Linked DNA regions of Mus musculus: regions 2 and 3 are each linked to region 1. The links are chromatin loops, found by intact Hi-C in ENCODE. Cell type or tissue: left cerebral cortex. All regions are shown on one strand.

Region 1 (8,000 bases):
GCTCTAACTCCTCCCCCATATGATGGACAGGCCAAGAGAAGAGGCCTGTTACAAAGTCACACACTCTCTCCCCACAGGCAATGGCTTCCTCTTACTCTAGAGATTCTGAGGAAACAGACCAAAGGATCCACACTTTTTAAATTGGGATTCGCAGTAGGAATGAACCGGCTCTACCAGAGCAGACCGGAGAGCTCACTGGAGCTCACTGGAGCCTTGTACATCACTTTGGGACCAGTACAGGCCTGTGAGAAAGATCAGAATCCAGGAAGAGCAGGACCACATTCTGTGAGGGAGAGCACCCCCAAATGTCATTTATCACTGGCAATTTCTTACAAGAGTAAACACTCAATTACCACATAACCCAGCAACTCTAATCCTGGGTATTTACCCAAATGAGCTGAAATCTTTTGTCTAGACAAATGGATGTGAATGCTTAAGGCAGATTTATTCACAACCGCTGGAACTTGCAAACAACTAAGATGCCCTTCAGTAGATAAATGGTCACAACCAAGCCCTAAAAAGAAACAAGCCACAAAAAAATAAATACTGTAGAGGGTCATTGGATAAGGTACCTGTTGTGTAAGCTTGAAGACCGGGTTCTCAGAACCCAAGGAAAATCCATCAAAACCTCGGTGGGCCTAGCATCCACTTGTAATCTCAGCCCTCGGAAGGTGGAAACAGAGAAACCCCTGAGCAAACTGGCCTGGCCAGCTGGCTAGACTAACCTAATCTGCAGGCTGTGGGGTCACGTGAGAGAGACCCTATCTCAATAAAGAAGAGACAAATCAAAGAACACAATCCCAGGCTTCCATAGATACGTATGCATGCCTGGTGTGAGCGTGTGCATGGGCGGGCACACATGCATACACACGCAAAAGAAAGAGGATGGGGAATCCTTCCATTCATTCTATCGAGTGTGTGACAGGGCAAACCTTTCCACACCCACAGGACATCCCCACTACAGTGAGGGAGGGCTCAGCAATGTCCAGGTCTTATGGGAGAGATGGCTCAGTAGTTAAGAGCACTGGCTGCTCTTCCAGAGGTCCTGAGTTCAATTCCCAGCAACCACATGGTGGCTCACAACCCTCTGTAATGGGATCCAATGCCCTCTTCTGGTGTGTCTCAAGAGAGTAACCATGTACTCACATATGTAAAACAAATAAATCTTTATTAAAAAAGGGGGGGGGCAGTGGTGGCACACGCCTTTAATCCCAGCACTTGGGAGGCAGAGGCAGGCGGATTTCTGAGTTCAAGGCCAGCTTGGTCTACAGAGTGAGTTCCAGGACAGGCAGGGCTACACAGAGAAACCCTGTCTTGAAAAACAAAAACAAAAACAAAACAACAACAAAAAAGAATATCCAACTCCAACAGTGAGCCCTAACGTAAACCACAGACTATGGGTACACGTGGGACCCTCAATTCTTAACAACTGCCCCACTCTGTTGCTCCGGAGGCTGGTGGTGGAGGGAGTTGTGCCTACAGAGGGTATAGGAAGCAGGTGGCAGAAACTATGCCGGTCTTTACCGTAAACCTCAACCGACTGGGGAAAATAGCCTACTCTTCAAGGGGGTCTCCACTACCCCACCCCATCAAGGTACAACTGAAAGTCAACAGGCCGTCCTTGTCGTATCTAAGTACAGCCTTCATCACCTTTACTGTACATCGTCAGGAAAATGATTGTCACAATTAGAAGCGCAAGAGCATAGAAAGCAAGAAATGGCTTGCCGTTACTCCCCTTCGTGTCAAATTAACTAAAACTCTGGAAACCTGCAGAGGCCTGCATGAGCTACCTAACCCTTGTCAGAGTCTTCCCAGTCAGGTGTGTCAGGCAGCGCACGGCTGGACGCTGGAGTGGACTCTCCTGGCTTAAGCCAATTCAGAGGGGGGACCCTGCCCCCAAATCTACATCTCAGGTGAACAGCTACATCTCAGGTGAACAGCCTCCTCAATCTCTTTCCTGCCCCTGACAATTAGCCCCTTAAACCCCTGCCAAGAGTGAGGTACTCAGGTGGGCCATGTGCTCTTTTATCTCCTTGAATACATTAGGGGAGAGAGAGAGAGAGAGAGAGAGAGAGAGAGAGAGAGAGAGAGGGAGAGGGAGAGGGAGAGGGAGACGGAGAGAGGGAGAGAGGGAGAGAGGGAGAGAGAAAGAAAGAAAACGAACTTTGAGGCCTGCCCCACACTTGCAAGTGGTCAGCTTGAATGACTTAACAACTTTACTGGCTAGGACTACAGAACAACTTCCTAGCACCATGGCTCTGACTGTAAGTTAGTGGTCGGTCACTGAGAGTGAGAGCCAAAGAACCAAAGCTTCCCCCACCTCATCCACTGTTAAGTACTCAGGAGGTGTCTGGCTTTGCTTGCCACTGACGAACATGCTTGTCCCTGCAAGGCCAGTTTGTCCCTGCAAGGCCAGTGTGTCTGTGTACAAGTAACAGACCTGCTTATGGGTCAGCAGGTCAAACAGATAACCTTTCATTGTGTTTCCTGTCTCCACACAAACAGCAGCCTGACCTGCTGCTCGGGCAAACAAGAGGCCAGAGAGGTGGTACCCCCTCCTCCTGTAAGTTCTGCTCCCTTCCGTGGTTCCAGCTCTGCAAGCGACCAACGCTGTCCTTTACGGCACATTTTAAATAGCGTTCCTGTGCATCAGATTTTAAATAAACAACAACCTCCAACTGTCCTGTCCCTCTGTTCTTCAACAGCAACTCTGCAGAGTCCTTTCTTAGCCCAGAAAAGGCTTACATGGTTACCTCCACAAACGGCTTTCCTTTACTATCAAAAGGCCAATCCAGTAACTTGCTGCCTGGAGATGTACTCGCATAGAACGGGACTGGTTAAGAGCAAGTAAGATGCTTTTCTGCAAGACCAACTGCTATTTAGGTTGCAAATCACACTGCCTCTCTAGTGGAGACTGAGACCGGCTAGCTACACAAACCAAGGCAGCCATATAGAAGCCACAGGGCACACACACACACACATATCACTTTTTCTTGGCACAAGGGCAGCTTAAATTTGTCCCGTTCTCGTCTCCAGGATATGATCCCTGACCCACCACCAAATCTCTTTTTCTCCACTGGAAGGGTTTCATCTAATCAGCTGTGTGCAAGCGGCTCTGGCAATTTATCCTCCTTGATTCCTTGACATTTTCTTTCCGTGCTGCTGGCTGGGAAACTGTTTTGATCTGAATAGGGTTGTCTGTGGGGGATTCTGCATGTTAATGATGTAGAGTTGGCAAGGATGGGAGGTGAGAGCACAACGCGTACTTTTTCTAGTTACGTTTCGCCTCATCACCGCTACGGGGGCCTTTCCACTCGGCTACACCAGGAGGCTGATCTCAGACTAATCTTACCCTCTTCCAGGGGAGCCTCGAGGGGCCAGGTAGAAACAGAACAGATGGCCTGTGTTCCCGTCAAGTACCTAGACTCACAGGCAAGTACTCCTAAGACTCTCGAACCAATGAAGGAGACGCACGTACATCCTTGCTCAGCCAGGCAGTCCCAGCGGCCACCCTCCATCCTGGTTTCAAGCTCCAACCCTGTCCCAGCCAGCGCCAGACGTTACACTCCCCACTACTCTGTACCCGCCCACCCTCCGGGCCCAAAAGGACAGTGATTCCGAACGGGGTGCTGGTGTAGCCTCAGTGCCCGCCCTTCCCTTTCCATCCTGGCCAGAAAACTCCACTTCCCGGATTCCGGGCCACTCTCTCCCTCCCCCAGCGCCGGCGATCCAGCAAAGCGCCGTCCTCCTGCCAACTGGGGACCCAGCCCAGTGGCACACCCCGTCTCCCCAACTAACCCCTGGACAGACCCCAGCTTCGTCCACTCACGGGGGCTCCGGAGAGGGTGTCCCTCTATTCGGAGCCTTCAGGCACCCTAGGGTTGAGAAAGTCCCACCCCGCCCCCCCCCCAGCCACGCCGCCAGCCTCTAGCCCTGGCTCGGAGGGACCTCCACCCTAGGCGACGAGGGGACGTTGGGGAGTCTCCCTAGGCACCTCCAACACCTCAAGGGAGGGAGGGCGCTCGTGGCCCCAAGGCCCGCTCTCTGTGCCCGCAGGCCCGCAACCCCGCACGGGGGCGCGCACTCGGGGGTCCCCCCTGGTCCGCGGGGTGCACTCACGATGGTCACGCTGGCTTTGCGCAGGTCGCGGTTCTCCTCCTGCAGCGCCTTGCACTTGAGTTTGTAGGTCTCCAGCTCTATCTTGAGCACCTTGTTCTCCTGCTGCAGCGAGGCCAGGCGGTTGGTGAGCTCCTCCAGGCGGAACGGCGAGATGACAATGCCCCCCGACTTCCCGCCGCCGCCCCCGCCGCTGCCGCCCGAGGTCGCCGAGCAGGACGACTGCATGGCTGCCGGGCCGCCGCCCGCCGCGTCCGTGTCGCTCTCGCTCGCGCTGTCCGCCATGGCTGGGCGAGTGGGCGCGGGGAGCCGGGCGCCGAGGGCCGGGCGCGCGGCGAGTGGGCGCGCGGCGAGTGGGCGCGGGGCCGGGCGCGCGGCGGCGGCGGGGGAGCTGGGGAGCGGGGGAGCTCAGAGCGCGGCGCGGGCGGGCGGCAGGGCGCAGACGCGCGGCGGCGGCGGCGGAGAAAGAGAGGGCGCTTCCCGCGGCCGCGCGAGCTGCTCCGCCAGGGAACAGAGACCCCGCCCGGACTCGGGCAGTACTGCAGCGCCGGGACTCTGGCGCGCTCCGCGGGGCCGTCCCCGCAAAGCCCCAGCCCCAGCGCTCTCCTAGCAGCTGCACACAGACGCTCGAGCCCCCGCCGCCTCCCCGCGCACGTGCTCCCGCCCCGGAGGGTCCCCTGCGTCCCCGGGCCCCAGCCCCCCAACACACACACATACACCGCCGCGCCGCGCCGCCTCTTCCGGAGAAAGGCGGACCCCACGCAGCGCCAGCCCCGCAGGTGCCGGGACACGTGGGAGGGGCAGCCGGGCTCCTTGGGCCACCCCACCCTCCCACCCCCGCTCAGCTGGAGCCTGGCACCTTGGATCGGCGCCGGCGCGCGTGGATCTCCCCCAGGGTGCCCCGTGCAGACCGCGCTTGGGGCTGGGAACAGAAAGTTGCACTGCAGTGGGTCGAAAAAGAAGAGTATCTGTGTGTCTGTCTGTGTGTCTGTGTATCTATTTCTCTCCCTCTCTGTGTGTCTGTCTGTGTTGTGGCATGTCGGCAGCCACAGGTTAGCCTAGCTTGCCACAAGGCCCCGGTGCGTCCAGTTGTTTGAACCAGGCGCCACCCACCTTTTTCTCTTTACCTCCTGCAAAGACTCTGCACCGGTCACGGGGATAGGATTAAGAAACCAAGATTTGTCTAGTTAAAGAAACGGGAGCTTTATTTAATTTTTTTTTTTTTTTAATCTCAGAAGGGTTGAAACAAACTTCAAGTACCAATTTTCCAAAGTAACTGCAGGCACAATGCTAAACAAATAACCACGATTAAGTGAGGGGAACTGTATAACCATTATTATCCGCTGCTCTCCAACTCCTACAAAACTCCAGGAGCTAAAAAATAAAACCGTAATTACTACTGTAGAGAGCCCAGCTTCAAAGAATCAGAAATTCAAATACTGTTAGGCCCCTCCCTCTTAGGAGAGCTTGCTTGTAGGAAACAGGCCTAGCAGGTGAGAAGGGTCTAAACACTTCACCTCCTGATACAAAACAGCTTTCGTTTCTGGGGGAAAAAATGGAAAGTGAAACTAACCAGGCGGGCTTTATTATCCAAGTTTAGTCGACGGAAGAACAAACTCATGGAAACAAAATGCAAAATAAAGGGGTGCGGGATGAAAAGTGTTTTCTGGCTGTCAACTGTTTTATAGTTTTATAAAGCGCTTAGCCATGACTACATGGCTTTCCTGGCTCATAACCTTGTCTTTAAACCAAATTGGATCCAGTGGTTAGACATGTTTCGTCCCCACTGCTAAATAGGAACTGGTCTCACCTCGGAATAACTCTTAACCTGCCAGGGGTGAAACCTTGACCTCAGGTTTACCAAGATGGCTGCCTCTAGTCAACAACCCAGACATGCTAACTTCGGTGAGCCCTCCCACCCCCCAAGACGTCTCCTAGGTAGGCTTGAGTTTAGAGCTAGGAACACAGTCGGTGAAGCAAAATGTAACAATAAAAGTTAAAAATCCAGGGGAGTGCAGGAGAGCCTTTGGCTTTGCTCTCCAGCAGCAGAGCACCAGTGTAAATAATCCTCTGCTGAGGGAGCCACTTTGTCACTGAAGTTTACTTGGCTCCTTGACTTTTGCCATGTTGGGTCTGGGACAGGAGACACTCGGCTCCTTCGGTTACAGGACGCTTCTGGAAAAGCAGCTCGCGGGGTGAGATGGATGGGGTAAGGGGAGCACTGCCCGGGACTGGGGTTTAACTGCATTCTTTCCGCTTTATTCAGGGCAGTCTGGGGTGGGCGTGGCTTCCATACTTCACAAGTTTCTATTGTTCTTTTCTCACCCCACCTCCAGATTGCGGGGTTTGGAGGGCTTACAGCCCTTGGAGCATTCTCTCGGGAGTGAGGGGTGGGGACTAGCTCTCTCCGGTTTATCCCTAAAACTTACTGCCTTGGGAAGCCGACCTGCAGGCTTCCAGTCGGCAGAGGGGTGGAGTTTGAAGTGCCTGGTTTTCTTAAAGGGCCCGTGTCAGGCTAAGCTTGAGAACATCTTGGTCTTCCTTAGGGGAACTACAGTTTTGGCATGGTATCTGTAGTTAATCATCGGCTTGAGAAGATATTAGGAGAAAATTCTCATCTTCTCAAGCTTCCCTGCTGATACAGATGAGAATAAATTGGAGGATTCTTCTCCCCCATCCTGGTTTTTATTGTTACTGCAGAACAGAAGCTTACCTAATTTTCTACTTCTTGTAGAACTGATTCCCCTCATAAACAGACGATTTGTCACGACGCTGGTTCTGTAATAGCATTACAATGGAAACACCAGATACAAAACAGATCGGATCATTGTAAAAAACTCCTCAGCGTTCCAGGGGAAATGAATCAGAAGGTAGGTGGAAGGCTGAGTCCCCTGCAGGAAGAAGGGGCAAGGGAAGATGAGCGCCTCCCGTTGCAGAAATAATGAAATCACCATCACCCTGAGCTTAAGTCACCAGGTTTATGGATAAAGGAAAGGGTGCCTTGCAGTTGAGGCTCGAGGGGACATCTAAATCTTTGTTTCTCAAATACAAACATGTTGTATTTTTATGTGCTGGGTACCCTTTAAACCTAATGTTCTCAGTGCAAACATAAAAATAGTGGTGTAAATCCTAGTATATTTTTGTTGCTTAATTGTAATGATTGTGTATGTATGTCTCTCTTTCTATATATATGTGTGTGTGTATGTATGTATATATGTATGTATACACACACACAACATACACAAATACACATATGTATGTATATACACACACGGTGATCACCATACACCACTGGAGTCTTAAACAGGCTTGAGGTGAACCAGATGTAGGCTGGCCAGAGGTGGAAAGTATCCCATGAAGCAGTGCATTCAAGAAAGATAGTTCACACCATTTAGCCTGTGTCTGGCCCCTGGGTCTGGAAGGGGGATCTGGACATTGTCTACTTCAACCCTTGAGGCTAGAGAGGTTTGGGGTGTTTTTGTTTTTGTTTTGTTTCTGTCAGAGTGAGCTGTAGTGCACCTGCCTCTGTCCTGCCTGCTCCATGCCAACCAAAAACTGTCTCCAAACATTGCCAAGACTGCCTTCCCCCAACCCCACACCCACCACAAAAACAGCTGTTCTACTAGAGATAGAAGAAACCCAAAATGATAGAAGTGTTGCTGTAAAGGACTTCCTGCTAGATTTACTTAGGAGATATTAAGTCACACACGTGGAATTTAGCTTCTGGAGTACTGACTCCAAAATACCCCAGCTCTAAGTAGGGTGCTAACCAGGCTTGTTAGATAAGGAAAATTGAGCATGCTAGGATGTAAACATTTGTTCCCCAAGATTGACCTCCACTTAGTCTCCACTCCTATAACCGCAGGAGATAACCCTGGCTTACT
Region 2 (8,000 bases), 85 kb before region 1:
GTTGTAAGTATGTGTGTGCATGCAAACTTTGTAACCTAATCCAATATAGGATACAAAAGCCCCACACAGGCCAAGGTTCTCTGAAAGGAGCCAAGAGTTAAGGGCAGTCAACCCTCTGCCCACTGTCATGTTTGGCAGGTTTCCTGTAGGAAGCCAGCCTCATTCCCATGGTGCCTTGCAGCAGCACCTATCAGTCAGTGAAGTTCTTCCTGCACGTGCACGAGGAGGACGTGAGCTTTAGCCCATCAACCATTGACCGTGCCAGGAACGATCCCTGGGACTTGCTAGTCAGCAAGCCTAGCTGGATTGGCAAATTGCAGGCCAACGGGAGACACTGTTTCAAAACACAAGTTGGATGGCTCACTCCTGAGGAATGCTTGAGGCAGTCTTCTAGCTTCCAAGTACATGTGTACCCGCCCACACATGTACACCTCTACACACACACACACACACACACACACACACACACACACACACACACACACAGAGCCATGCACACACATCACAGGCCCAGGGTAGAGTCCAACGACCCATACTTGAAATACTCAGAAGTGAAGGCTGCACTGGTCTGGGCAACACTTACAGTGCATGAACCCAGCGCCTTACGTCTTGGCCTCCTAGCATCTAACTGAAAAAACCGCAAGGACAGGTAGGCTCTGGCCATGCTTCCGTGTGCAAGTGCACCCTCCACCGTGACCACAGGTTCGGGTGCTTGAATCTCAGTCTCCAGCAGATGGTGCTGTTTGGGAAAGCTGTGGAACCCTTAAGGGGTAGGGTGGGTCTCAGAAGTGATAGAGGTTTCACAGTTGGGCCTCACTTTAATGTGAGCAGCTGCCTTAGGTCCCCCGCTCCTGTCACCCGTACAAGACAAGCTGTAGGCCACTCTCTGCCCTTCCCTTAGATTGCTTCCGGTCAGGAGTTTGGTCACAGTATTAACTAATACAGCGCTATAAAAGTGGCTGAAGTGAAAACTAATAGAAAAAGGCTTGGTTGGAAAGGGACCAGAGTCATCTTCTTTTAAGGACCTGCAGGTGGCAAGTGGCCAAGCCGTACTGACCATTTATTGTTGCCTCGAATTGTACGGAAGCTTTGCTGTCCGTTTCCATAAAGATATACCGAGTAAGTACCTCCTTAGAGGACTTTCCTGTGGCCTCTCAGCAAATGCTGAGGACTTATCTCCCGACTTGATTACGTCAGTGGCGCTTTATGTGTGATACATTTCTCATTCCCAATTGATTTTTTTTTGACTTGAGTTTATAAAGCGGGGCTCTGATAGTCTCTAATACCAAGGTGGTGATTTAACGTGCTGTTTATTGATTAGCTGAGATTGGAGAGCTTGTCTTTAAATAACAGTCCAGGAGCAGGGTCCCTGCCTACTTGTGAGGAAAGTGAGGTTAAGGCTGGGGGTAGTGGGGGTGGAAGGGTTGTCTACTGACCTGCACAAGGTCTGGCTTTGAACCCCACCACCAAGCAAAAGCAAAACGAAAAATCGCACACACATCTCACTCCTGAAAACCCAAGATGCATTTGTAAGAAAACGATGCCTTAGCTTTAAAGAGGGTTCAAGAGATGGCTTTTGGGGCTGGAGAGAGGCTCAGCAGAGCATTCATTGCTCATGTAGGACTGAGACCCAGCGCTCACACAGGGGTGTATAGTCTAGTTCCAGGGGACCTAAGTACCTCTTTCTGTCCTCTGAACGAATCAGGTATACATGTGACACACAGACATACATACGTGCATGCAAAGTATTCATTCACACACATTAAAAATATAAAATAATAATTAAAAAAAAGAAGTTCCTTTCATGAAACAAAAAACTCCAGCCTATTAACTAGGCTAATTTAAAAAAAAAAAAATTTTTTTTTTAGATCATGTTAGCTACCAAGACTCTTCAGACTCTCTATTGCTGCCCCTCCCCAACTTCTGCTGCTCTAGGCCAGCAATTCTCAACGGTGAACATCAAACCCTATGACCCTAACTCTAACCCCAGGCCTGACCCTAAAGCCAATCAATCCGGGAACGGTGCTCAGCAGCAGATTCTGAGCCACGGGAGAAATTATTCAATCTCACTGTGTTACAGAGCCCACCATTAGTAAACATAACCGCTGTAGCATCCTCAGAAGATGACTGCAAGCCTACATGAGTTATTAGTGGTTTTTTTCTTAACCCCCTTCCTCAGGCCCTATTGACTATAATCTTCTATAATCTTGGTGGTCTTATTAATTTTTATTCTTCCTTAAATCTTAAATTACCATGCACCTCACCCTTTAGCCCAGGAATATGAAAATACACACACACATACACACACACATGTGTGTATACACACACACACACACACACACACACAGAGTGAACTTCCTTGGACTTGGAAATCTGCGTACAGTACACATTCAGAGCGGCTTACGGACAGGGACATCTATTTCAGAAATGTGTCCATCAGGAATTTCAATGTGACGTAACAGTGTCCCCAAACTGCTAGGGAACAACACCATTAGGCAATACTGTGACAGAAACATCACAATGCAGAAAATTAGATGGCTTTTATCGGTCACACTGAGCTTTGGTACCCAAGGCTCCTGACTCTGTCAGATCTTTAGCATTCTGAAACCCCACCCCAGACTGCAGTATTTCTTCTGATCACTTGAAAAAGACATTCCTGTAGAAATTTTGTTACCTTTAAACAGATTACATAAGGTATTAAATTCCACCCAGCATGAGGTGGCATTCGGACCCTCCTTACTCCTGACTCAAGCCTTCCTCTTGCACCAGCAAGTCAGACAGTAAAATGAAACCTCTATCGCCCTAGCACTGTCCTGGGGAATATGGAGGAGCAGCTATGAGAAGTTTTTGAGATGAGACTGAGGCCACTGGAGACTAGAGAAATGAGTTCAGATCTGGGAATATCCTTTTGGCAAGAGCAAGGAACAATGGCTTGGGTAGGAATCCAGTGTCTGTCCTTGGTCTCCTTTGCCTTAGAGAGCTCACAGTTCCAACAGAAGAGCTGTCACCACGTGGGAGACTCTTTACTGTTGGCTCTGAGTGTCTCCTCAGAGGACGCGGCAGGCTTCAGCGGTGGCTCAATGGTTAGAGCCCTGGCTACTCTGTTCTCGGAAGACCTGATGCTAATCCCAGTACTCAGAGCATGGCAGCACAACATCCTAACTCCAGTCTCAGGGGACCCACTGCTCCCTGCTGAACCGAGAACCTGCACTCAAATGGCTCGAAGACACAAAGAAACCACCTATCCACACAACAACAACAACAGCAGCAGCAAGAACAATAGATGTCACGGTAGTGCTGGCTAGATTCCAAACTAATAAAGCCAAGTCATTTCTACCACACTGTCCTAATTGTACTGCTTCTAGAACATCATGTCCCCTTCATGAACCTTAAGGGAAATCCTTGTCTTAATTAAGTATGGCCTCAGACAAAAGGAACCACAGTCCTAAGAAAGCCTTTGCAAGGCCACCCCTACAGTGACACTTGCCAACCTGGCACCCCGCTTGTCCCTCAAGTCTATCTGCAGCTTGTTTATCCACAGGCACAGAAACAAAAGCCTCCAGACATGAGCCTTCTCTCCCCCCAACCCCCCACTCCTGCCTCACGCCTCCTCCCTACTTCCTCTTCCCCCTCAGGGTGGACCACATACCCGCCCCCCTACACGGGAGCCCCAAGCCCTGCTGGTGCCCAGCCTGGGACACTCAGGAGTATTTGGGGTCAGATGAAGGCAAGCATGCTGGGAAAGGCAAGGCCCGTGCTAACAAAGCCAGCAGTGGGAGACGCTAGCTGTCTTGCTTGCATAAGCAACCTACCAGGCCAGCGAGGCTTGGCTCACAAACCACTGCAAGGATCAGGAGGCAGCTTGTGCTGGGGGTGGGGGGGTGAGGGGGAGTGGGAGACACTGGTTTTTGGATAAAGACGCTCAACTTGGCCTCCTCTTCGCCCAAAGACCCAGAGCTAGTAACCCGTGACTGGCTGCGCTTCTATTTTCACAAGGGAAGAAAACGATGCCCAGATTACTACCGACAGCAAAAGTGAGATTAAGGCAGTTGGAATGAAGTGAAGGAACCCATAAAAGACACATGGGAAGACATCCTGCAATCAACCCAGGAACCCTGCCCATCCCCTAAGACTAGTCACACACACAGTCTTCTAGAAAGAGGTTTTGAAGTCAAATTGAAGGTCGTCCATCACCACCACCATCATCATCATCATCTGTACCTAAGGCTCAGTGAACACTGAGGAAGACGGGGCAGACAGATAATATGAAATCCTCAAAGATAAAAGTTAAAAAGTAAAGAAAAACACTAAATAATAAATAATTAAGAAAGTAAATCAAGGGACTTTGTTGTTTAAGGTCTCCAACCAATAAATACTCAGTACTAATGGTGACTTAGATTTAAAAATCACAAAATAGAAGGGAATACAACCACAAGAGCTAGCTAAAAACCATCGGTGAGCATCTAGCTAAATCTGTGTGAGGGCCTGGGTCCAATTCCCAGTGCCACACAGGCACACATTCAGTCATATACACACATACAACCCTCCCAGCCCCCCAAACAGCCCTAACACATACACACAGCCCCTGCCACAGCCCTAGCCATACACACAGCCCCCCAAACAGCCTCAGCCCCCCACAGCCACATGCACAGCCCCTTTGCAACCCCCCTACAGCCCCCCATATACATATACACACAGCTACATATACACAACCACCACACACACACACAGCCACAGTCACACACATACACATGCGCACTAAACAGCTGGAAAACAGCCACACCGAGGTAGCCCGCAGACACACTCACCGGGTGATATAGGTCTGCTTGAGCTGGGAGAAGGCGTGTAAGGGATTGGGCTGGACACAGTGCGAGGTCTCAATCCTTGTGCAGACATCTCATTAAAATACCTGAAAGGAGAGAGGAGGAAGTGGTTCAAACACCCATGTTCACGTGGGCCTCAGCAGAAGAAACCCTAGGAGTGAAGCTCTCAAGGCACAACCTAAGGTCAAAATCCTGGGAGCTGGAGAGGCTGTACCCAGGGGACATCTCTAGTACAGAGGACTCCGGAGTCACACTGCTCTAGTCTCACAAGTGTCATCATCCCCAGAGACTTGTCGTAGCCACGCAACACATAAATATCACAAGGGACCTGTCCTGGAGTCCTGCCAGTGACCTCACAAGCACACAGATATATCTATTTGAATTGTTACTTGAAACTCAAAATCAACAGGCTCACTGATACTTAACACACTGAAGGACAAATATGCCCCTAGGCCGAGTGCCAAGGTTTTCACAAGGCAGGCTCTGCTTAACAGGTTAGAATTTAACAGAAGACACCAGTGCTGGGCACCCTGGGCGGGTCATGCCCAGCCACTCTGTGCTGAGTCTAGCTCACATTGGGCCCAAAGATGCTGACGTGTGATTACGGGGACCGTCGGCTTTCACTTTGCAAACCAAGCATACAGTGCTGATGCAGGGGGATTTCTGTTTGACAGACTTCCTGACAAACCATCCTCCCTGGTCTTAAGGCTAACCAGGCATGGACTTGGACCTCAGAGCACCATTAGCCCTGGTGTTTATTCACACGAGGGACTGACCCAGCCCCTTCCAAGCAGGTTAATGAAGCTTGAATGACACACAGCTCAACTAGACGCCTGTCTCTGTCTCCTTCCCTTCTTTAGGACAGTCCACCATAAGAACACCAGGTGGGGCGTTTCCTTATATTATACAAACAGGAAGGTGGTTTAAGATCACCCCTTACAGTCTTAAGTGTCTGGTATTTTCTTTCCCCTAGATCTATCTCAATGGCTCAATTCTGGGGTGCAGAGTGCTACTTAACCAGGTACTTAGCAACTCCATGGTACCTTGAATAACTTACAAAAATAAGTAAAAGCAGGGCTGGGGATGTAGCTCAGTTGGGGAGAGTTTTTGCAGCAGCATGCATGAAGCCCTGGGTTGTGCCTCTAGCACTCTGGTGGCACACGCCTCTAATCCCAGCAATCTGGGGCAGAAGCAGGAGGATCAAAACGCAAGGTTAGCTCAGGACTACAGGACACACCACCCCCCCAAAACCCACAAACACAACAACAAACCCAACAGAAATAAAGCAAACTTGCGCCGTGAACGTCAGCTCTGGAGGAAGTGGCCCATCTATCTGGAAGCCACATCTTCTAAGAGCGGCCCCTCTGAAGCCCAGCCCTAGGTGCTCTGTACTCCAGCTCCCCCGAGTCTTAAAGTAGTTAGTAAAATATCTAGTGAACTGCTTTGTGTTTGGGCTGACGTGTTCAGTCAAACCGTTTTACTGAGAATGGGAAACTGTCAAGAACAGACTTAGAAGCAGGGATTACAATTTCAAAATACAGTAAAACCTTTTCAAGTGAGGAAGCAGAGAGATTTTAAAGAGGGAAGCTTGTCATTCTTCTGTAACTTCTAGAGTCCCGTTTATAACTTGCCATTATTTTAAAAATCCGGTTTTCTTGAAAGCATCCACAGAAGTGGTGGGGAGCTTTGCAGTCCTCTGGATCTATGTCTCTGGATCTATTATTTCTCTGGATCTATGTCTCTGGATCTATTATTTCTCTGGATCTATGTCTCTGGATCTATTATTTCTCTAGATCTATGTCTCTGGATCTATTATTTCTCTAGATCTATGTCTCTGGATCTATTATTTCTCTGGAACTATGTCTCTGGATCTATTATTTCTCTAGATCTATGTCTCTGGATCTATTATTTCTCTAGATCTATGTCTCTGGATCTATTATTTCTCTGGAACTATGTCTCTGGATCTATTATTTCTCTAGATCTATGTCTCTGGATCTATTATTTCTCTGGATCTATGTCTCTGGATCTATTATTTCTCTGGTGGACAGAGGCAGAGGGCTGTGTGGCTAGTCACACTTTATCCTCACAGACCAGACCCCATGCGGTGGTTTGAATATGCTTGGTCCAGGGAGAGGTGCTATTAGGTGTGGCCTTTTTGAAGGAAGTGTGTCACTGTGAGGGTGTGCTCTGAGACCCTCCTCCCAGCTTCCTGGAAGCCAGTCTTCTCCTAAATGCCTCAGGAACAGGAGGTAGAAATCTTAAGCTCCTGTAGCCCCTGGATGTTACCATGGTCTCACCTTGATGATAATGGACTGAACCTCTGAACCTGTTACCCAGCCCCAATTAAATGTTGTCCTATGTTAAGAGTTGCCTTGGTCGTGGTGTTCATTGCAGTAAAACCCTAAGACACCCAGCTGGTGACCTAGGTCTCACACAGTGGGTGCCCACACAGTGGGTGCCCAGACATCTTAAGAGGCTCTAACTCCCTTTCAGTGAAATATGGCCACACCTGGTCAGAAATGGTCTGTGTCAGAAGAAGGCTAATTCCTTAGCTGGTGCTCAAAAAGCTCTTTGTTGTATTTGGATTTGTTAGTTATCTTAACGACTTCCTCAATACCAAGTGCTGAGGAGGAGACAAGAGGGCCGGATCTGACAGAGGTACCCATGCAGAGAGCAGCTGCTCTAGTTACCAGCAGGACGCTCATTCCAGCATAGGAGACAGAGAAGTGCAAGCTAAAGACACAGAAAACCCATTTAGTAAAAACAATGCGCAAAGTTTCCCAGAGTCGGAGGAAGAAAATGGCCGCGTGGATAGAAAGAGGCAAGATAGAAGAACCCTAAACGTCTTACAGTGAAGACCCCGAAAACACAGAGCAGCGGAATAACACTGAGGCTAGGGTGAAGGGTGATCTATGCAGGACAACAAGCAAGGGAACAAACAGGGACCTGTGAAGTGCCAAGGGTTGAGAAAAAAAGGATACATGTCAAATCCAAAAATCAATAGATAGAAATATTAAGATCAGGACAAAGTTCTAATGAGATGGAAATAATCATCAATAGTAATAACCCATAGTATTATTATTAATAATAATAAGCAATAGCGAAGCTGGCTCTTTGAAAAGTTAACTTTGACGTAGCCTTAGCCCAACTAACCTTGAGACAGAGACCAACCAAATT
Region 3 (8,000 bases), 77 kb after region 1:
CATTGAAAAATTGGCAATAGCAATAAATATTAGATGAAGGGCTTTGTGTTTACAGATAAAATCTCCCATGTTGCAGGAGACTGTAGTGTTTGCAAAATTGGAAAAGATTTAATCAAAATAAGGTGATATGCATGCATCAAAATATTAATATTCTGAAGAAAAAAAAATTTTTTTTCACAGAACTACAGAATTCCTCGTTTGGGGAATTATTTAAATTTGCAGCAGGTTTTTTTTTTTTTTTCCTTTTTAAAGATTTGCATTTTTTTTCTTTTAAAATCAAGCTAGCAGTTTTGCGTGTACAAACATAATTGCTAATATACAAGAGTCAGTGAAAGAGTCCCGAGAGCGCTGGATCCCCATCCTTGTCCAGGGTGAAGTCACTTGGGACGCCTGTCCTTGGATGCATTTGTGATATCTTTGTGTTCTGTGAGGCGGGTGCCTTATAATTCTTTATTGTAGTTTCTTCTGTTAGAATTTACAGTGTTATTATTTACAGCAAAACTATTGATTTTTTTCATTATTATTATTATTATTTTTCTTTAAAAAAAAAAAGAAAGAAAGAAAGAAAGAAAGAAAGGAACAGTGTTTATACCCTGACAGTTAGTTTGGGTCCGAGAAAAATAAGGCGAGCTGTTGTGAATTTAGTAATTTTAGTGTGTCTTCTTGATTTGATCATTCCGTCCTCTGCTGCCCCTCCTCCTGGGTGGCACAGGTGTTGTTTTGTCTGTCTTCTTTGAAAATGACACTAAATTACTTGAGACCGGGTCTGAAGAACATGGCTTCCTGTGTCGTACACTGCACTTGCTCAGTGTGCATTTCAGTGCCGGGAATGAATGTGAGTTTCCATGCTTTGTAGATCGGCTCATGCTAAATGAAAGAAAAAATGTGATTTTCGTTTTCCTTCTGCGTTTACAAAAAAAAAATCGTGTCACTGACGTGTGGTGGAAGCAGCTGACCCACACTCCACTCTTGGTGACTATTTTTCTTCCTGCTGATCTCTGGTGAGTTTCTCAATACTGGCAGTATGACCAAGTGGTCCTGCAGAGAGGGAAACAAATGGGAGGCGGTAAGTTTAGTTTTCATTGTCTGCTTTGTATTTTATTTTATCTTTGTGGTTTTTTTGGATACGGGGTCTCATGTAGCCTAGGTTGGCCTTGAACTTGCTGTGTAACCTAGGATGACCTTGAACTCCGGATCATCCCGCCTCTGCCACAGTAACTAGGGTTTGTGGTGCTGGGGTCTAAAACCTGGGATCCCTGCACTCTAGCAAATATTTCACCAACCGAGACACAGCTTTGGCCTTTCTATATATAAAAGGAGAGCTTGCCGAGGACATCTTTGCTGTTCACCGTCCAGGGTTCAGAGACTGAGGACCCTCGGCTTGTTAATAGGGTGTTCTTGGTAAGTACCTCAGGGGACCAGGCCCTAGGGGATCCAAGAAAGCGCCCAGAAATCAGTGCTATTGGCTAGGTGATTCTGAGAGTTATCACACAATCTTCCTGAGCTTGTGGCTTTCAAGGATGAGTTGGGAGTATCCTGAAACTGGGATAATACAGGGCTCCTCAGCTACTCAAGAGCTGTTTGTCGCTCCTTGGCCTGCACCCCAAGAAGACAAGTTTTGTCCCTTGCTCTCCCTGCTTCGTAGAAGAGTCTCGCCTTCTCCTTCAAGTCCGGAAGCTGATTTCCACCTCGAGGCAGGAATGATTATAAGAACAAACAAAACAAAACAAAACACCAAACCTTTTCAGTCACAGGCAAATCTTTTCTGAAGCTCACAGAGAACCTTTAGAATCTTGCTTACCCAGGGGCAGGGACTGAAGCATCCTAGTGACCTTCAGGTTGTTTATTCAGACACGTTTTTTCCTGGATGGAGCACCCAGGTCACCCCATCCTGGGTAAACTCCCTGGAACTGCTCGCTCGTCCCCTGGTCTCCTGTTATGGGTCTGACTGTGTGTTTTTTTTTTTTTTTTTTTTTAAGGGACTGACCTCCCCGCCCCAGGTCACCAGTGACTGGAGCCAAGAACACCAAAGTACCCACTCCTCTGAGATTTCAACACTTGTGCTCCTCCAAGGACAGAAAGTGACTCACTTTCAGTAGATCCAATTACAGAGGGTGGGCAAACCCTGTCGATCAGGATTTTCACACCTTGGTTGCTGTCATTAAATCCAAATCTTCCAGGCACCAGGCTGCTTAGGTGGCTCAATCATGGTTGCCCTCTTCACTCTGGGCAAACTCGCAGCAGTTTTATCTAAACTTGCCCTTGAGTCTCCCAGTTTCCTTGGGATGTGAAATTTTAACCCACCTCTTCTATGACAAGTTTAATAAGGTCTAGTAAGTTTCTACAAACATGAGACAGGATGGGTGAACTCTCACCCATTTCTTTATATTTTCTAATAACCAAGCTAACGTCCCAAGTTAAATTTGTATTAAAAAACAAAACAAAGCCTGTCTCTTCTCAGTGTAAGCCAATATTGTCTTTCTAGACAGAGTGGATGGCTTTTACAGCTTTTTGTTTTATATATGTGTGTGTGTGTGTGTATGTGTGTATATATATATGTGTGTATATATATGTATATATATATATAAAGATTTATTTATTATTCTATGTAAGTACACTGTAGCTGTCTTCAGACACTCCAGACAAGAGCATCAGATCTCATGATCATATGGTTTTGAGCCACCATGTGGTTGCTGGGATTTGAACTTAGGACTTTCAGAAGGGCAGTCAGCGCTCTTATTCGCTGAGCCATCTCTCTAGCCCCGTTTTTACAGCTTCTTAATATTGGGTTAATTATATCCTGCCCTCTGTATGTTGCTATTTTTAAAAAGCAGTAGTCATCCTTCAAATCTTTCTTGTTCTTAGGTGGCCAGAATGTAGGTCCCAACCCCATGGGTTTAGCAATGCTAGTGTGGCAAAACATTTCCTACCGAGAACAGCATCGCACAGAGAGGACGAGGACCTTGGCTAAGCAACTTGCTAGAAAACCACCTGAGGTGAGAGCGCCCTCTGATGGACGGGATGTTGTGGACAGGCTCCACGATGACATTTCAGAAATGGAATCTGGAGCTCTGTGAGCACAGCTAACAGAAAGAACTTAAGAAACTTTAGAAGGATGCCGGGCAGTGGTGGCGCATACCTTTAATCCCAGCACTCCGGAGGCAGAGGCAGGCGGATTTCTGAGTTTGAGGCCAGCCTGGTCTACAGAGTGAGTTCCAGGGCAGCCAGGGCTACACAGAGAAACCCTGTCTCGAAAAACCAAAAAAAAAAAAAAAAAAAAAAAACAGAAACCTTGGAAGGAGGGGTGTGCCTGTGGGCTAGGCGTAGCCTTCTGAATGTAAAAAATGGGAGTGTAGAAAGAATATCACAGATACTCTGATACTGATTCATTGTCACTTTAAGAAACATGTTAAATGATACTTACAAAACACGGCTCCAGATCTAGCAAAGGCTCAGGTGCTGACCTGAGAGCCAATTTAGAGTCCCATGGAAGTACTCAGGTTTGTTTGTTTGCTTTTTGTTTTGTTCTGAGCCCAGTACACACTGGAGGATTTATCTCTCACATCTACTGGAGTCACATTCTCTCCTGGTTCTCAAACTTTATGGCTGTACAATATGACTTAATGAGCCCCAGTGTCCAGTCCACGCCACGCCCACAGGGGCCAGTGATGAAAACCAGCAACCACTCCCACGCCAACTCTCTAGTTAGTTCTAGCGTTCGATCAAGCCACAGTGCCAACGATGGGTCCTGGGAGCATGCTTCCCAAAGCTTAATGTGTACACAGACATCTGGAGGGGTTTTATAGATCAAGAGTAAATCTAGACATTCGTTTCTAAGACTTTGATGCTGCCAGTGTTTACCTCTAGCCCTACTCTGAAAATAAAGACTGCATACCTCATCAGGTATACACATGTGGTGGTTTAAATGTTTAACCCAGGGAGTGGTACTATTGGGAGGTGTGGTCTTGTTAGAAAAAGTGTGTCACTGTGCGAGTGGGCTCTGAGACCCCACTCTTAACCACATGGGAGCCAGACTTGTCTTGTTTGCCTTTGGAACAAGAGGTAGAACTCTCAGCTCCTCCTGCACAATGCCTGCCTGGGTTCTGCCATGCTCCCACTTTGATGATAATGGACTGAATCTCTGAACCTGCAAGCCAGTCCCGTCCCAATTAAATGTTGTCCTTATAAGAGTTGCCTTGGTACCAGGAGAGCCAGGGCTATACAGAGAAACCCTGTCTCGAAAAACCAAAAAAAAAAAAAAAAAAAAAAAAGAGTTGCCTTGGTCATGGTGTCTGTTCACAGCAGTAAAACCCTAACTAAGATGACACAGGATAGCAAATTATCTTTTGCTGCTCCTGAATCTGTATCTACGTAGACTTCCTTCTCTAATCAACATGTATGGAATTCCTCAAGTTCCTTTTAAATTCTGGCTCCTTGAAAGTGCAGACCCTAGACTCTAAAGAGGCAGAACCTCCTTTGTACATCACCTCTCCCCTGAGGGACTTCATGGGGTCTTGCTGTTCACACAGGAAATGCCCTGTTCTTCCCTTCACACCCCTCCCATGTCTCTTCCCCTGCTGGGTTAGTTGGACTACAGACTGTAAGTTATCACAATTTATTCCCTTAATATATAGAGACATTTCATAAGTTCTGTAACTCTAGAGAACTCTGACTAATACAGCATGTCTGTGCATGCATATATATATATATATATGCACACCACAATGTATGTATGGAGGGGACAACTTGTGGCAGTTGGTTGTGTCCTTCTACCATGTGGGTCCCAGGGATTGAACTCGGGTGTCTTAGTTACTTTTAAATTGCTGTGCTGAGACTCCACGACCAATGCAATTTATAGAAGAAAGAGTCCATTGGAGGTTTACAGTTTCAGGGGGTGAGCCCCAAACTATCAAACCAGGGAACACAGGAATAGGTAAGCTCTCAAGCAGGCAGAGAACTTATATTTCAACCCACAACCATGAGGCAGAGAAAGGGAGAGGGGGAGAGGGGGAGAGGGAGGGAGAGGGGGAGACTGAAGAGAGAGAGAGAGAGAGAGAGAGAGAGAGAGAGAGAGAGAAAGAGAGTGCTAACTTAGAATGGTGAGGGCTTTTTAAACCTCAAAGCTCACACCCCCACTGACATACTTCCTCCAATAAGGCCACACCTCCTAGTCCTTCCCAAACAGTTCAATCAACTGTGGAGCCAAGTATTCAAATATGGGCCTACAGGGCCATTCTCATTCAAACCACTACATTAGGCTTGGTGGCAAGCACAGTCACCTGTGGAGCCATCTTCCTGGCCCTATTTCTTTTTAAAAAGCAGTAATTTTCATTACAAAATGAAACTATAATCAAAAATTAAGGTTTACTTTTCCTTTAATTTTAGTTTTCGGTTTTTCTTTTCTTGTCTTTTTTTCTCTCTCCTTCCTTATTCCCTCCCTCCCTCCCTTCCACCCTCCCTCCTTCCTTCCTTCTTTCCTTTCTCTCTTTTTGGAGACTGAGTCTCATTCTTGCCTTGAATTCTGGATCTTCTTGCCTCCGTCTCCAAAGTGCTATGATTAGAGACGTGCACCAGTGCACACTTGGCTGAAAACTTAATGGCCTAATACCCATCTCACAACAGTTTTCCTCTTCAGCTAGTACCAATAAATGAGGCCTTTTCAACTTTGCTCTTTCCCAGCAAGGGGGTTAAGTGACATACTGGAAGCAGATGAATGCATATTTTAAAATGCATTTGCTTCATTTTTCTTTATTAAGCGTTTATTATATATCTGGCACTGCTGTGAAGTGAATTACCTCAATCCTAATAACAGGGTAGTATTAAGTCCCTACTACACAGAGAATTAAAATGGCAAGAGCCAAAATACCTGGCTTCAATTCTGTCTCCATCCTGTATCCGGAAAACAGATGGCAAGTTATCTGTATCTCAGATACATTCTGGGAAAATGTCCCAGAGAGGCCCCAAGTGGGATGAACTACCTCAGGCTCTGAAGGGGAGAGGAATGGTCACTACCTCCTCTGGCTTTGTCTGGGTCTCTTTGGGCTTCATTTCTTGGTAAAGAAAAGGAGTAGAAACCTGGTCTGCTGACTGCCTCAGTTTACCATGAGACCCATTGATAGTGACTGTAGCAAACCACCCTCGCCTGAAGCAGGGATGGATGGCTAAGCTGAGATCTCCCCCTGCTGCCACTGCTGTGCCTGAGCTTGGCCAGCTGCTACACTTGTTTCCTTCTTGCTTCTTCTAATACTTTTATAATAGAGCCTCCCAATTGAGGGTTCCTACAGGCTTAGCAACTACTGTTATTAAGCAATTTATGTGGAAAAACTGAGTGAGTTCTGAAACAAGTTGGAGGCATGTTACTACTATCTTTCTACAGAGGGTTATTGTTGTTCAACCAGGGGTCGTTCCAAGCTCCTTCACTGTTCCCTCTGAGGAAGTGGCAACATGCAAGCTGGATAACTTGGCCAAACCCATAGAGCTGGTAAGCTACCTGGCACCCCTATCGATTCACCTCTATGTCCCCAATGGCCACACGGAGATCTCCAGGCCCAGAAAGACTGCCACTGGGAATGATGGATAGGTAACTGAGTCCTCTAAACCTTGCAATAGTCCAGCCTCAGCGGCTAAAGAGCTAGAATTACCCGCATGCATTTCCCAGTTTGTGGGGGACAGGTATGTGAAGAGATGCATTTGCTGCTGGGGCCTGAACCCAGGCAGAGCCTTGTGCATGCTGGGTAAGTACTCTACCACTCAGCCTGTAACGCTAGTACTTAGCGGTTAGGCTACTTTGAGGTTTAGCGCGTATCCCCAAAGGCCTTGGGCTGTGCGGGTTAGCTCAGTGGTGACGCTTTTACCTAGCACATTAAGTCACCTCCTGTGGGTTTTAGAGAGTGAAGATCAAATCCCCACAGGTGAGTAACTTGGAGTTCATTTTGAAGACCATCTATCTATATATAGCCTAATGGAATTGTTTACATTTTTTAAAGATTTATTTATTTTTATTTATATGAGTACACTGCCTCTGTCCTTAGACACACCAGAAAAGGGCATCGGATCCCATTACAGATAGCTGTGAGCCACCATGTGGTTGCTGGGAATTGAACTCAGGACCTTTGGCAGAGTAGTCAGTGCTCTTAACTGCTGAGCCATCTTTCCAGCCCCCTAAAGGAATTGTTAAACATTGACTATTTTTAGCTATTTACTGTCTGAATAACCTTGAAAACATTTTATTGTAATTAACTAAATGAGAATCTAATATGACCGTGCGTTTGACTATCTGACCATGAACTTACATTACTTAATTCTAAACAGTTTGTAATAGCAGCTATCGAAAGGCCTGGGTCTGAGCCTTGTATTCCCCAATGAGTTGTATAGGCACAACTTCTATCTAAGAGTAGCACAACTAATTTTAAATTTTGTATCAATATACAAAGATTATGGCTATAAGATGCTTTAGGAATAAATGTAATAATCTATCCCTGTTTGTCTAATTTCTTATAATATTACTCTATTCCCATTTTCTCTTTTTAACCCCCTTCCCTTTACCTAAGAAAGAAGGACAGAGGAGAGGAAAGAAAGACAGAAATCCTTGAGTCTGAGCTCTCTATTTAGTTTCCTCCCTGGCCAAAACTATAATTATTTGTGAATTATCCCTTAAAATGACAACATATCTATAATTCATAAAGTGACTGAACCCATCCACCCCAACCTCGGAGACCGAGATGATGGTCTTTCTCTATTTGCTTCCTGTTGACTTGGGGCGACCCGCCAGGTCAGGTCTGCAGTGAGTCTGAGGAGGAGCATTCGGGAGGGAGTCAGTTAGGACTTATTTCCTAGTTCTGCTGCTTTTATGAGACTGTGGGTAATTTTCTTAACCTTTTAGGACCCGCTGCTTAAGTTAGCCGGGGACACTAAGGGTGCCAATCCAAGAGAATTAGCCACAAAGAAAGACTCTGGAGTCCACATGGTAAATTCTGTTTCCAGGGCATCTGTGGTGAACA

What was found. Hi-C counts contacts between places; a loop is a spot of excess contacts. Peaks named below come from ENCODE experiments on the same cell type or tissue, not always from the same donor. Only the 100,000 strongest peaks of a DNase experiment are listed, where the experiment ranks them.
Region 2: it touches region 1 in a loop (7-fold over the local background); 8 of 42 quality-filtered maps call a loop at or near these places.
Region 3: it touches region 1 in a loop (2.5-fold over the local background); 10 of 42 quality-filtered maps call a loop at or near these places.

What each region holds. Positions count from the first base shown.
Region 1 is chr10:70,093,701-70,101,700 of GRCm38, reverse strand. It overlaps Ccdc6 (coiled-coil domain containing 6), which reads right to left and starts at 4,580. Exons shown (of 9, transcript NM_001111121.1): 1 at 4,120-4,580. The coding sequence starts at 4,401. Gm51771 (a long non-coding RNA gene) reads left to right here. Exons shown (of 3, transcript XR_003948903.1): 3 at 6,851-8,000. In left cerebral cortex, CTCF peaks have their summits at 3,292 and 4,672; DNase peaks (open chromatin) are centred at 4,233, 4,674, 4,844, 6,496 and 2 more places; H3K4me3 peaks cover 4,649 bases; H3K27ac peaks cover 3,192 bases.
Region 2 is chr10:70,179,069-70,187,068 of GRCm38, reverse strand. Ccdc6 (coiled-coil domain containing 6) reads right to left here. Exons shown (of 9, transcript NM_001111121.1): 7 at 4,809-4,909. Among named protein-coding and RNA genes, the nearest start is that of Mrln, 22 kb to the left of the region's middle. In left cerebral cortex, a CTCF peak has its summit at 731 (motif pointing right); DNase peaks (open chromatin) are centred at 718 and 3,696; H3K27ac peaks cover 350 bases.
Region 3 is chr10:70,016,870-70,024,869 of GRCm38, reverse strand. Ank3 (ankyrin 3, epithelial) reads right to left here. Exons shown (of 43, transcript NM_146005.3): 43 at 1-1,038. Among named protein-coding and RNA genes, the nearest start is that of Ccdc6, 76 kb to the left of the region's middle. In left cerebral cortex, a CTCF peak has its summit at 3,015 (motif pointing left); a DNase peak (open chromatin) is centred at 3,011.